2 separate regions of the Homo sapiens genome follow, and region 2 is linked to region 1. A link is a contact called in ENCODE Hi-C or POLR2A ChIA-PET data. All regions are on one chromosome and are shown on one strand. The core of a region is the stretch at or near the end of the contact, and the rest is flanking DNA. Distances in the headings are between cores, read along the strand shown. Region 1 overlaps REV3L (REV3 like, DNA directed polymerase zeta catalytic subunit). Region 2 has its middle 11 kb from the start of CCN6.

Evidence for each region. A loop is a pair of places that touch in the nucleus more often than their neighbours do. ChIA-PET counts read pairs that join two places held with the same protein, here RNA polymerase II (POLR2A). Pooled maps may share reads with other maps.
Region 2: a map with no recorded cell type shows a loop between it and region 1 (8-fold over the local background). The contact joins two enhancer-like sites. A Hi-C loop is called at or near these places in 1 of 37 single-sample maps with no recorded cell type and 7 of 50 pooled maps. POLR2A ChIA-PET finds 5 or more read pairs at or near these places in 1 of 52 experiments (T-cell).

What each region holds. Positions count from the first base shown.
Region 1 is chr6:111,404,746-111,407,927 of GRCh38, forward strand. It overlaps REV3L (REV3 like, DNA directed polymerase zeta catalytic subunit), which reads right to left. Exons shown (of 32, transcript NM_001372078.1): 4 at 725-885. Among named protein-coding and RNA genes, the nearest start is that of REV3L, 77 kb to the right of the region's middle. Within about 2 kb of position 1,531, at least 3 of the 41 ENCODE cell types and tissues checked have a DNase peak (open chromatin) inside an H3K27ac peak, as active enhancers do.
Region 2 is chr6:112,041,604-112,044,986 of GRCh38, forward strand. No RefSeq gene overlaps it. Among named protein-coding and RNA genes, the nearest start is that of CCN6, 11 kb to the right of the region's middle. RefSeq lists a silencer at 2,162-2,261. Within about 2 kb of position 1,593, at least 40 of the 41 ENCODE cell types and tissues checked have a DNase peak (open chromatin) inside an H3K27ac peak, as active enhancers do.

The sequences.
Region 1 (3,182 bases), core at 281-2,780:
GTTTTGTTCATAATATCAACGGCTCTATAAATAAAGAACTTTAAAGAAATAGCAAATTCACCCAGAGAAAGCTCTGCCTGCAATATTTTTCAGGTCATGTCACACAAAGAAAAATAACAATGCTTGCACAGCCCACTGAGATAAAATGGACAAGGATGTTCAGTGGTGGAGGTGATGGCTCAAGGGACTTAGGAATCCGTCTGGAATGCTGAGAGACCAACACGTCCACTAACCTACAGCTATTCACACCATCAGGGAAGTGCTGGACTAAAGTAACAAGGCTCTAACAACTCCAGGGATTTCTAGAATTGTGTATCATATACTATTCCTAAAATATAAAAAGTAACATTAAGGTCTGAGGTTAAAAAAAAAAAAGAATCACAATACATATCAATTGCTAAGCAGTGTAAAGGGTTCACTTTTGCAGTGGTCTAGAACTAAACCCACAATACCTTTTAGGTAGCCTGTATACTAAAAACCATCAAACTGTCCTCTTTAAACGGATATAAATTATAACTCAATAAAGCTGTTACCAAAAAAAATTTTTTCTGAGATGCTTTTCCTGACAATCTCTAATCCCACTTTGCATGTATTTCTTTTCATTCTTTAGTCACTCAACATTTATTTTCTAAATATATATTATTTTATAAATCACTGACTATATAACACTTGTTTCAAAACTTTAATTTGACAAAAATTTAATTTGACTGAAAATTAACCTTACTTTTCCTTCTTGCTTTTCGGAACTTGACAGCAGCCAGATTTATTAAATTCATGCCATAAAGATTGTAGTCAATGAAGAGCTGTAGGAGGTAGGGAATATGCGCTTCATGAGGCTGGTAAAATTTATTCATTATGGCTCCGCTTTGCAAAAGTTCACATATCCTAAATTAGAAAAAAAAAGTTTTATCATAAAATTATGTTCCCTAAAATGTTAAATGAAACAATGATTATAGAAATATACAGAACAAAGCACTTATTAGCACACAAAATTTCCATCTCAATTTTACCGGAAATTTGTATTTTGTTAGAAATTAAAAGTTTCAATCAAGTTTTCAAGTAAGCAACATGTTCTGAATAACAAAAAACTGCATGGATGAAGAATATTTTGTCTTAAACCAATTTGATACTAACTATATTTAAAAATTAAAAGGTTTTTAAAATAAAATTTTTCTTTTAAAAATAACAAATAATTTTGAAAAGATTAATATTCAAAAAAGGAAAAGAAATCATTACTTATAATCCCACCACTCAGAGGTATTGCCATTTTGATATTTTTCTTTCCTGAGTATTTTTTTTCCCTTCATGATGACGAATACAAACAACAGACAATTATATACAGCATAGTTAAGTACTATGTGGGGAAATACATTAAACATCTAGAAAAGATACTAAACAGATAGAGGTACAGAGGTGGTTTCTGCAAAACCTTAGAGAAACTCTCTAAGCAAGAGACTAAATGATGAACTAGAGGCACTTTTTTCTCTGAAGAGAGGGAAGAGTATTCACGTAAATAAAACTGCACATGTAAAGGGTCACGAGAAAACACGGCTTATTCAGGAACTGAAACCACTGAGTAAGACTGTGACCTAGTGTCAGAGGCAGGGATAGAGAAGTAATGAGAAGTAAGAGCATGAAGAGCCTGTTAAGACATTTGAAGAGGTAGTGAAATTTGTCTGAGAGGTGAATAGCAGAAAAGTGACATCACCAGACTAGCTATAGAACACAGAAGACTACAGGTAAGGAGTAAATAGGCTGTTGTGGAAAAACTAAGGATGGTGGCTATAACAAGGATCATAGAAATGTACTGATTCAGGAGACATATAAGGGGTGAAATGATCAGGCCTTGATGACTAACTAGATGTGAAGGGTGAGACAGAAAAGGGGCTGAGGGTGATGCCTAGATTTCTTGCTTAAGCAGCTGGTTAGTGGTGGTGCAATTATTTGAAAGGGGAAGAACTGTAAGAAAAATTGGTTTGGGATTTTTTGGAAGGGGAATAAGGATAAACTCAATTTAGACACAAGGGCATTTAGGTATAGTGGGGATCCAATAATAATATTGGAAATGAATCATAAAGAAAATAATAATCATTTTATTAACACAGCAGAGGTAACTAACATTTCTGAGCACTATATATTGGATACTGTGCTAACGTACTTTATTACAAGTAATGTTTATTACAAGTCTGTGGTACGATCATCTCCATTTTATAAATAAAGAAATTATCTTAGATTTAAAAATCACACAAAAGATAGAAGAGCTCTGAGGTGGGAGGACCACCTGAGCCCAGGAGTTCCAGGTTACAGTGAGGTATGATGGCGCCACTGCATGCCATCCTGGGCAACAGAGCAAGATCCTGTGTCTTAAAAAAACAAAGGGGCTAAAATTCAAATCAAAATTTCTCTGCCTTGTGAGCCCTCACTCTTAACCACTCGGCTATTCCATCTATCCAGTAGATGGTTTGATATATTGTTTAGAAGCTCTAGAGAGAAATGAGGCTATTCATATACATTTGGAAGTCAAAAGCATAAAGATAAACAAAAACAAAAGTTAAAACCAAACAAACCCATGGGAGTAAATAAGTCTGTAGAGGGAACAGAAAATATACAGAGTAAAGATGAAAGTCTAAGGCAGAATTCTAAGAAACAACCATAGATGTTAAAATGTAAACCAACAAAATGGCAGAAATATGATTGATCACACTGGAATGAGAAAAACTAGAGGTGGTATATATCACAGAAGCTAACATTTAGGATTGTTTTAAGGCACCATAAGCATCACCATGAGGTCAAAAAGTAAGGACCTAAAATTGGATTTAGCAACACAGAGGTCATTAGTGAAAGCAATTTTCAGTAAAATGGTTGGGGTAGAAGCCATATTGTAGTAAGTTAAAGAGTGAATGGGAAAGCCGAGCACAGTGGCTTGTGCTTGTAATCCCAGCACTTTGGGAGGCTGAGGCAGGTGGATCACTTGAGGTCAGGGGTTCTAGACCAGCCTGGCCAACATGGAGAAACCCTGTCCTTACTAAAAATACAAAAAAATTAGTCAGACGTGGTGGTGGTGCCTGTAATCCTAACTACTCAGGAGGCTGAGGCAGGAGAATTGCATGAACCCCGGAGGATGAGGTTACAGTGAGCTGAGATCGTGCCATTGACCTCCAGCCTGAGCAACAGGGCAAGAT
Region 2 (3,383 bases), core at 343-2,842, 640 kb after region 1:
TCCTTAGTTTTATTGGGAATGGGGGTGGGGATGGTGGCACCATCTTGTTTGAAAGGGTTTACAGCTGATACTACCGTTTACAGTAAATTCCTAGAGTGGGAGGAGGAAGTGGCACATTTTTGGAGCAGCTAGGTGGCTGGAAGAGATTCTCCTCCCCCAAGACTGGTCAGAGGTCCTGTGAGAATGGGAGCTGCTCACCTCTCCTTGGCAGTGTGCTGGGCTGGGGAGGTGCCAAGATATCCCTAGCAGCGACTCCAGCCAGGGAGATTGGTCCCTAGATGCAGCATCTTCCAGTGCACCAATGTTCTCATGACCCAAGGCTGGTACTGAAATAGCAGGATTGTCAAACCTGAAGGAACCATTGCCTGTGGGCTGCAGGGACCTGGAACCCTGACCCAAACCAGGATGGAGGAGGTGCCCAATAATGATTATGATTCAGCTGTCCAACAGCTCAATAAAAGGGGGACTTGGAGTTACATGCGACTTGATTTAAGGGATTCTAAAAATATATTTATTGTGAACCTGAGTTTAAGAACTGATATTCTTGCTTACTGAAGGTGGACATACTAACTTTGGACATAAAACCTGAGGGGCAGGTAAGGGCAGTGTCTGTGTGCCTGGCATGCACAGGACACAGATGGCATTCTGAAAGCCATCATCCAGGACTGAAGAGTTGCTTTCCACACTCTGAAACTGTGACACGAGATTCACTTTGGAGAGTCTTTTGTGGATGAGCCTCATCAATTAACAGTCCTAGTGTGTGTAAGCGTGAGCTCAGTTTTGTTCTGTCAAGTCTTAAGACAGCATTTGATTTAGCAGTTGATTCAATTACATTACATGTGGATTTGGAAAAGTGGTGTGTGTGTGTGTGTGTGTGTGTGTGTGTGTGTGTGTGTATTTCTTTTAAACAATGATGTAACCTTTCTGAATTCAGGTGGAAACTGTCTTGATTGACCTCCGCGTACCAGGACAGATTAATTAACTCTTAGTTTCTTTCGTGGAACATACGAACACACCCTGAGCTCACTGAGAGCTCACAGCTGGTAGGAGAGGAGGCTCCTCTTTAGTAGGCCCAGTGTGTTGTTTGCCTCTTTCCTAATCTGTTCATTCCACTTAATTGTATCCCGATAACGACACAATTTGAGCAAATATTAATTTGAGCAAATATTACTAAAACTGATGATACACAGATACATGAAGAAAGATATTTCCAATGGAAAGAAAAAGCAAAATGCTTGGGAAAGATTCAACAGGAAAAGCTGCTTTAAATGTGTTGTTGAATTATATTTGATGGTTATGAGTACAGAATCTAAGATTCTTTAGTCAAGATGTTTTACACTGTCTCTAAATTCTCATTTCACAAAGGAAACTCAAATGAGACAACATGGAGGATGCATTATATGTGTGGCTCATAAAGAGAGGGAACAATACAGCACTCTAATCAGCACATCTATATTCAAAGAAAGGCATTGGCTAAATAAAAACACTGGTGAGTAAATAGACAACTCAGTTCCCTGCTAAAATAAAATGTTTGTATAGGCAGGACTCCTGCGAGAGCCCCTTTGACTGCCCGTTGAGCGCCCTCTGCTGGCCCGGAGGGAAGGGTGCCACGGAGGGGACGGCGTCAGGGCCCCACCCACGGTTTAGTTTCAGATCAGCGCTTTTCAGTTCCAAGATACAGATTCCGGTTCCAATGAATGCTGGTTGAAAATACGGCCGTGGTTTTAAATATCATGAAACTATTTTACGTCCGTAGTACTTTCATCTATTTTTATAAGAATGTTTTGTAACTGAGAAACCTAAAGAGATGATGAATTTCCCCCACCGCCCCCGACTATTTTGCCTTTCAGTGACGCGGTAATATTTTACGATAGGTGCCGATTCAAATCAGTGGCTTTCAGAAAGTACAGCTGCTATTCTTTGGTGCCGCTATTCAGAATGACAATGTGAAATAAAAATGATTCTGACTATGGGAAGGTCTGATCTTCCTATGAATGAAAACAATCATGTGGGCCACAGAGAGCTCTCTCTTTCCAGCTATCGAGGGACTTTTTGCAGAGAGAGAAAAGGATCCTAAAGCCATGTTCCCGATACTGCAGACTTGGCGAGATGGCGGCGGGCTCCTCCCACCTCTGCGGCAGCGTCACAATCAATAATGCAGGGCTCTGCGGCAGAGGAAGCGCCTGCTTTTATATAGGGGCGCCCGGACCCCAGAGCAGGGCTAGTCCCTTAACCCATTCCGCCATCTAGCGTCCGCAGGGGCTCATGGCAGGTTGGAGCCGGACAGTCTGGAAACTGCAATCTAGATTTTGCAGAAGGGTGACCTTTAGCCTTCTGCAAAACCTAGATCTCACTTAATGTAGATCTCACTGAAGAAGGCAAATAAAAAGTGAGTGGAGTGTTTATTCATTTTCCTGTAAGATTAGTAACTTTAAGGCTAAAAACTCTAAAGTAAGTATTTCCCAAGCCCCTGCTGTAAGTCAGTCATGTTGTGGGTACCAAGGCTATGAAGATGTCTCAGTCTCTATTTTCAGTGACCCAGTCTAGTAGGGACAAGCCATATGAACATATGCCCAGTTAAATTTGAATTTCAGGTTAACACGGAATTTGTGTGTGTGTGTGTCCCATATATGCTAAAGCAGTTAACTGGGCATCTATTATTATCATTATTTTTATAAGCAAAATCTTGCAACCGTGCATATAAACAGATGATTGCAGTATGGGCTTTACAAGGGCAGGGTGGCACGCTAATTGCTTGAGGAGCTTTGCTGTGGGTGCTGGTTAGGAAGCGTTCTCAGGGGAGAAGTCGCTTGTGCAAACTGCTTATCAGATAAAGCAGTGGGCAGGGTTGTCCTGGTAGAATCGCATAAGCAAAAGCAAGAGGCTGGGGGACTCGCAGTACAGCAGGTCTGTGCTACCTGAGCTGGCAGGTGAGGCAAGGATAGTGCAGGGGTGAGGTTGCTTCATCGTGGAAGGCCTTCTACTGTGCTTCCCAGGAGCTGGGTTCTATTCCAGGGGGAGTGAAAAAGGGTTTTGAGCGGGAGAGTGACATGATCTAATTTGTGTTTAAGAAAAAGAGATCAAATGGCAATGTTGAGGCTGGACTGGGGGAGGTAGGAAGCTTGGAGGCAGGGAGGCCTGAAGGAAATTGTCTAAGGTGAGTGAGCTCAGAAAAGTAGCAGAGCTTGAAGGTGAATGAGGGTCTTTTGACTCCAAGTCCAGGATGCCTGTCACTGTCCCCATCTAATTGAATTATGATTCACATGTGCAAGCATTTTACAAATCAGGAATGACACACCACATTATGCATACTTTTCCTTCTCTGAAAGATTAGCTTCACCCACATTTGGAAATACTGGAAATTTTTCTGTCCTCCTCTTCTC